Regions from separate parts of the Mus musculus genome. Here region 2 is linked to region 1. The links are chromatin contacts, found by Hi-C or POLR2A ChIA-PET in ENCODE. All regions are on one chromosome and are shown on one strand. The core of a region is the stretch at or near the end of the contact, and the rest is flanking DNA. Distances in the headings are between cores, read along the strand shown. Region 1 holds the start of Ccnb2 (cyclin B2). Region 2 holds the start of Sltm (SAFB-like, transcription modulator).

Region 1 (3,610 bases), core at 444-2,943:
ATCCCACTCAGGAGGTAGAGGCAGGAGGATTAGAAATTCAAGGTCGGGCTGGAGAGATGGCTCAGGGGTTAAGAGCACTGATTCCTTTTCCAGAGGTCCTCAGTTCAATTCCCAGCAACCACCTGGTGGCTTACAATCATTTGTAATGGAATCTAATGTCTGTCTGGTGTGTCTGATGACAGTACTCATATTACATAAAATAAATAAATCTTTTTTTAAAGTATTAAAAAAAAATTCAAGGTCATCCTCAACTACATAGAAAGCTGTAAACCGGCCTAGAACACATGCGACCATGTTGTGAAGTCCATTCACCACAGTAACCTGAAGTACAGCCAATGGCTTTGTTAAAGTTAAAGTTCAGTTAGAGAATAGGTCTGAGTTGCCAAATTGGTGCTGAAATCATGAGTTTAAGAGGTCCTCCTGCCATTTCTGAGTTCAAGGCCAGCCTGGTCTACAGAGTGAGTTCCAGGACTGCCAGGGCTATACAAAGAAACCCTGTCTCAGGAAAAAAAAAAATCCTCCTGCCTTAGCCTCCCAAGTAACTGGAATTATTACAAGCATGTGCTAATAGTACAAACTGCAGAGCACATTTTCTTCCCCAATCCAAACCAAAGCTTCCCAAGAAAGAGAAAGCTATGCGTAACCTCTGTGATTGTAAGGATGATGGACCAAGAGTCAGCAGCCACAGAACTTTCATTTCCTTTAGCAGGTACTTGAGAGAACTTAATGGGATATAAATAGTTATTTCTGCTCCTTTGGTTTCCAATATCCATGTGTAATTTAGGTCGAGGGGTAGTACTGCCACCTTGTCTTTTCAGGTGGGAGTGTTGGACAACACTGGTTCTTCCTTTAGACTCAGATTGGAAATGTCAGATTTGGGCGAAGGGGGAGGGAGCATTTATTATTTCCCAATAGAAGGGACTTGAACAAGACTGATGGGGTAGCCTGATCTCAAGTCGTTCTGCTGGCACTGCACCATTTTCTGTGTTGTTACCTAGTCTTTTCCCCAGGGTAATATTCTGGTTTTGTTTTTTGTTTTTGTTTTTGTTTTCTGTCTTGTCTCTCACTGTTCACAACTTGGGATACTCATTATTTTTCTTTTGAAATCTTGTGCACATCACACCGTCATTTGACAAATAGTTTCTGAGTTCTACTGTATTGTGCTGGAAGTCACACAAATCACGTCTAGTTTGAATTATGACTCTGCTGGGGATCTGTTTTAGGAAGACCACATACAGTACACATCCGAGTCACAATCATCTTGTAGCCCTGAACGACCTGGAGACGATGGCTTCATTTGCCAGACCATTCCAATCCAAATTCCCAGGTAGACGTTTCCGGAAGAGGAAGTAAGGTCAGAAGTAGCATTTCCAGGAAGTTCTCTGGAACCCACTTCTACCTAACCCAGAACAAACTTTTAAAGACATATGTCCTTAGGTGATGGCTCCCCACTCCTACCCCTAAAATTAAGACAATCTTTTCCAGTAGGAGGAAAAATTATTTTATTTAATATCAGGGACTAGAATTTGAAAATAAGACTGTAGACAAGGAAACAACAAAGCCTGGTGGCCTCGCTGGTTGCTATGACAAGCAAATACAAGCCAGCCAATCAACGTGCAGAAAGGCCTTCCAGTCTAGCCAATGGGTTGCGCGCGCCCTGCGTGCGTCTACCCAATAGTGCGTCAGCGGCGCGGTATTTGAATCGCGGACCGGGCGGTGGACGCGGAGCGGCGGGGCCCTGACCCTCCCAACGGTGTCGCAGACCGGAGTGGCTGTGCCTCGTCCGCACTTGCCAGGGCGGCCCTCATGGCGCTGCTCCGACGCCCGACGGTGAGTGCGCCGGGGCTACGGTGCCCTGTCCTGCCGGGTAGCCCGGGAGGCTGCCGGAGAGGCCCTGGCAGAGCTAAAGCGGTCCAGAGGCCCGGCCTGGGGTCTTCATTCCTGTTACCACTCAGGGCTGTGCTGCGCTGGGGATGAGGACCGGGAGGAACCGGGAAGCCGCCCAGTGCCATTTCTCTACTTTTCACATTTTTCAGTTTGCTTCGTGTGAGCTTCCCATTCGCGTCTTCATACTGCCTTCCTGGCCAAGGTCATTAAAGTGTGGTTTTGTCCTCTTAAAAAAAAAAAAAAACAGAAATAACAAAATGAAAACAAATACCCACCTAAGTGCTGGGCGGTGGTGGTGCACGCCTTTAATCCCAGCACTTGGGAGGCAGAGGCAGGCGGATTTCTGAGTTCGAGGCCAGCCTGGTCTACAGAGTGAGTTCCAGGACAGCCAGGGCTATTCAAAGAAACCCTGTCTCGAAAAAAGCAAAAAACAAAAAACAAAAACACCCAAGTGTAAGAGGAAACGTACAAAACTTGGATCCTAGGATGGCAGACAGTTGGGCAAAAGGCCAAATTCCTTTAATTACCTTTTTGAGAATGAAAGTATTACTGACTTTTAGGCTTTAATTGTACTAGGGTCGGTCTACTTTAGTTGAAAACAAGAGGGCCCCCGACACAGCTGCTGCCATTGTCCTGGCTAGTTAAAAGCCTCCAATTCCTCTTCCCAGTGAATTCAGGGGTACCCCTCATTACCAGGCTTTAACTCATAAGAAATTGAACTTTCAAACTCATTTTGAATTTAGCCGTGGGAAGCTAGCAGTAAAGACCGAACAGCTTAGATTTGGGGATCAGAATCCTAAACAATGAGGAACATACAGTCAGGGTTCATGTCTTGTAGCTCTAACTGCCACTAACAAGTTAATTTTTGTCTAATTTGTTCTTTCAAATTATTTAACAGTTAAAGTCTTGTGTAGGGATGGGGTACAGTTTATCTGGTCTATCCTACACAGGTCATCTTAAAAAAAAACAAAAAAACCCCAACCTTTGGAGAGGTTTTTTTGTTTGTTTTGTAGGATTAGTTCCCCCCCTCCCCCAACACTCAGAAAGTTAAATATTTTTTTCTCATGGAATACTTGTTATTGTACCACACTGTAAACTTTGGGGTATGAATAGCAAGCCTTGTTTCTTAACTGTATTCAAGATGAAGGCAATTAATTTCAAGTAACACTATTTTTTTTTTTTTTCGTTTTCATTCAAGTCTGACTCTCCCAATACTTGAGAGGTAAAATGACTTCCCCATCCTGTTGTCATTGGGAATGTCCTTAATTTGAGTCTATGCTATAGGAAGCTGTTTCTGAAGGGCTTTCCTTGGAAGTGCTATTTCTTATTCTTTGGTTGGCGTTATAACCCAAGCTGGTGTGAAGTCTGAAACATGGAGTTTTAAACAGCTGGGCTATCATTAACTATTGGTATCAAAGCTCTTTATCATTGCAGCTATACTGTGTGAATGGAAGTTTCTAAGAGAACCGACAGGGATCTCTTAACAGCAGACGCAGGTTACTTATAAGAAGTAATCATTTAGGTGGGAGGCTTTGGTGTCGCTTGAAAACTGCTTGAATATGCAAAACAATTTATAAGATCAGTAAAAAGATCTTTGTTTTATTGGTAAGGCAGTGGGTGTTTGCCTAATGGAGAGTGATATTTCAAATAGCATTTTTAGATTTCTTTAAATGTACCTTTTCCCATAAAAAATAATTAAATTTAAAGACAAAAACCAAAACCT
Region 2 (3,610 bases), core at 441-2,940, 120 kb before region 1:
ATTTCACCAAAACTCTGCCAATTGTGGGGCAAGGTAGACATGGATCAAACTGTATTTCTTTCTTCAGATATTCCTACTATGAAGGATCGGTATGCAACTTAACTTTGTACCTTTCCCCAGAATCAATAAAGAACTTTCTTATTTTCTGGTCATCTTCAGCCGAATCTGAAAGGCTGCAAGTTACTCAGAGCCTGCTAACAGTAACTTTCTTCCTTGACCCAAGAAGGCAGAGTGCCAGAGGGAAATAGCAAAGAATAGCACTATATAAACAGGGCGAGTGGTACAAGAGCAGAGCCAAGTTATAGAACCAAAATATATTTTAAAATATGTTCAGAACTCGTAACAACCTTTGCCTTTGGTTGGTTTCTTGTTTGGAGTATCAGTTGAAACAGTTAATTCAATATTATCTGGATCGCCTCCTTCCTCTTCAATAGCCTACATTAGAAAGAGAAGTTAATATGCTACACAAACTATCTAAACTTATTTTATAAAAACTTAATGAAAATATATTACCAAACCTCCAGCCTCAAAACATTAGAATTGCCAGTTATTTTACAAACCGACTTCACAAACGAGTAATTATGCTACACAGAAAGGGGTGGAGGGTGTCATTGAGTATCGAAATGTCCTGGAACTTGAAATTCCACCCAGTCGATGGTTCCATGTCACATATACTGAACAAGAACCTAAATATGTTCTATTACAGAAAGTTTGTAGCTACTTAAATAAGGAAGAGTTTTCCTAACGTATTGCGTACACTTGTTCCCGTCTCCGATTCCAAGGCTTCACGCGAATAAACCTGAAAGCTTAACAGGACTGAGAACGTGGATGATTACGCTGATGCAATCAGAAATTAAGAATTAAAAATAAATCAGTTAAAAGCCTAGTGGGGAAAAAAAAAGATGAATCTTCCCTTCTCATCCACTCATCAACTCCCACTACGGATTTCTCTGAACAGGGGTGAAGAAACGGTTGGACACAATTAAACGGTAACTTCGGCCAAGTCAGCAAACTAACCATCGCCTCGGAGCCCGAGAGATGCACGCGCTGCGCACCGCCCGTAGGCCGGGGTACCCAGCGCCGCCCAGGGTCTGCAGCTCCACCCTCCGCAGGCCGCAGAGCCGATGGAGAGGGCGTCCCAGGGGAGGCAGGGGGCGCGACCGGCGGCGGCTCGCGAGGCCGCTGGAAGGCCAGGCTCCTCGCGGAGGCGCGGGCCCCGCGCGCCGGGCACGCACAGGCACCACCCGGTCCGCCCCGACCGCGGAAGCGTAGCACCTAAACGGCGCGGCCTACGCTGCCCTGCGCGCAGCGTCCGGGCCTCACCTGCTTCAGCCGGGAGACCAGTACCGTCTTGACCCCGTTGATGTCCAAGTTGCGGCGCTTCAGCTCGGACCTGAGGTCGATAACCCGCAGCTCCGTGATCTTCTTCCCTTCCGCCGGCCCAGAGGCGGCCGAGGCTACCACGGCCCCGGCAGCGGCAGCCATTTTGGGAAAGCAACGCGCTGCCGAGGCAGCTAGTGGGCTGCAGGGCGGCGGCGGCGGCGGAGGAGGAGGCAGCGGCGGTGGAGGCGGTGGCCGCGGCAGCACCAACTTCCAACCCGGGCCCCGGGCGGCCAGCGGCGCCGCGCTACGCTGCGCACAATGAGCCACTGACCACGCCCCCCCACGGGGACCACGCCCCCGACTCTGCTCCAGCGCAACCTGCAGCGGCACCCGGATGACGGGTGCGCGTGCGCACTGAGCAGGCATGGAGGGGGCGGAGCTCGCAGCGGACCGGTGGCTCGGCCTCTGGCGTGGTCCCGGGAAAGTCTCCGCGTGTCCAACCGCTCAGCTGTCCTCGGTACCACGGTTCCCGCCTCTCCATTAGCCTCCTTCTCCTCTCATCTCTTACCTAGAGCCATCGCCACTTGAGAGGCACCCCATAGTAGGGAGAGTAGGTGCGTCTCTTCACCGAAATGAGGGGGCGTGTGCGCCAGCCTTCCCGGAAGAAGTACGGAATCATCGTGGAAAGGTGGTCGGGGTATACTAGTGAACTTAGGTCGGCGGGTTCCGCCCCGGAACGCCCAGCGAAACCTGAGGCCGAGAGCCCAGGGGACAGTGTCACGCTGTGACCCCCTGAAGCTTAGCCCCTCTTTGCCTGAAAACTACCAGGCAAACGTCCTCTCCTCGTTTGCCTCAGCTTGCCCATCCCCTCCGACGGGCCTGATGGCTCAATGAAATTGTTCACAAAAGGAGAATAACTTAAAAGTATATGTTGCCCTGATCCTATACAGTATCCTCTGCCCTGCGCCGCCAGCATTTGGTATGTCAAGGACAGGGGCCACTTTATGGAGAAATAGCCCGCATAGTATCTCTTAGTAATTTTAATATTATTAATCATCACAGCGTAAATATCTATAGAATTAACACAAAGTTGGACAAAGTTAGGAAACACAGGGAACTGAATTAACATTTACTGGTGGGTGATGTTTTGTAAAGGCAAGGGTATGTTTTGTAGAGCGAGGTATAGAGCGGTGGGAGGGACTGCCTCATCCGGCTGATGCTGAGGCATCCCCACCCCAGGTACCATCCATAAGACTGGTCTAGTATAGAATAGAGTTTATTTGGGGGTATGGCAAGGGGAGCTGAGAAGGGAGTAGAGGCAGAGAAAGGGAGAAGACAGAAGAGAAGAGCCCGGCCAAGAACACGTGGAGGGGGGAGGGGAGAGGAAGAAAGGAGTCAAAGGGGGGGGGGGGACATTCCCATCCAGGCCTACCTGGCTGTTGCTAGGTAAGTGTTGGGCGGAGCCTAGAAGGAATGCTAAGGTGCTAACAAAGGTGGGGTTGAGGTTGTTTTGTTTTACATCTTTCTCCAGTTTCCTGGTTATAAAACTTAAATTGGACTGGGCAGTGGTGGGACATGCCTATCAGCACTAAGGGGAGAGAGGCTTGTGGATCTCTGAGATACACTACACTCCAGCCTGGTATCTGCAGAGTGACCCAGGACAGCCAGGGCTACACAGAGAAATCCTACCTTTATAAATAAATAAATAAATAAATAAATAAATGTGAGGTGTGCCTTACTTTGGGTTGCTACACACAGAGGAATCCTACCTTTATAAATAAATAAATAAATAAATAAATAAATAGTAAGGGTGAGGTGTGCCTTACTTTGGGTTGCTCTTTCTGAATCATTGGTTCAAATGGAGGAAAACTGGACGTTATAAAATCATACCTGGCAGTCAGTCAGTTCAGCATTTCTTTATGACTTTTAAGGAATTCTGGGATATAACAACCCCTTTAATTCTTCCCAGCTGCTAAAAGAGATTAAGTGACTTATAAAATATGGCTTACACATATGGCTTGTGTGTGCCAGTGCTGTGCTAATAATCTTAGATCTTCTGATTCCAAGTTCCACTCTCTTATACCACAAATTAGTTTGTCACACTCACCAAATTTTAGAATTCAAAAGATTCTTGATCTTCCATACCAATTTCATCCCTCCATATCCCTTCACAATAAATGAAGATGTTAAGATTTGCCTAAGGGCCAACAGCTATTGGCCATGGTTGCAGTAAAACCTTAGGTGTTATTCTATCATTGTTCTTATCTTGTCTTCTGGAGCAGCATCT

The links. Hi-C counts contacts between places; a loop is a spot of excess contacts on that map. ChIA-PET counts read pairs that join two places held with the same protein, here RNA polymerase II (POLR2A).
Region 2: POLR2A ChIA-PET joins it to region 1 with 16 read pairs in embryonic stem cell. The contact joins the promoter of Sltm here to the promoter of Ccnb2 in region 1. A Hi-C loop is called at or near these places in 1 of 37 maps with a recorded cell type or tissue (v-Abl transformed pro-B cells). POLR2A ChIA-PET finds 5 or more read pairs at or near these places in 2 of 5 experiments (Patski and embryonic stem cell).

Annotation. Positions count from the first base shown.
Region 1 is chr9:70,419,637-70,423,246 of GRCm38, reverse strand. It overlaps Ccnb2 (cyclin B2), which reads left to right and starts at 1,693. Exons shown (of 9, transcript NM_007630.2): 1 at 1,693-1,830. The coding sequence starts at 1,807.
Region 2 is chr9:70,540,795-70,544,404 of GRCm38, reverse strand. Sltm (SAFB-like, transcription modulator) reads right to left here and starts at 1,690. Exons shown (of 21, transcript NM_025690.4): 1 at 1,324-1,690; 2 at 348-435. The coding sequence starts at 1,485.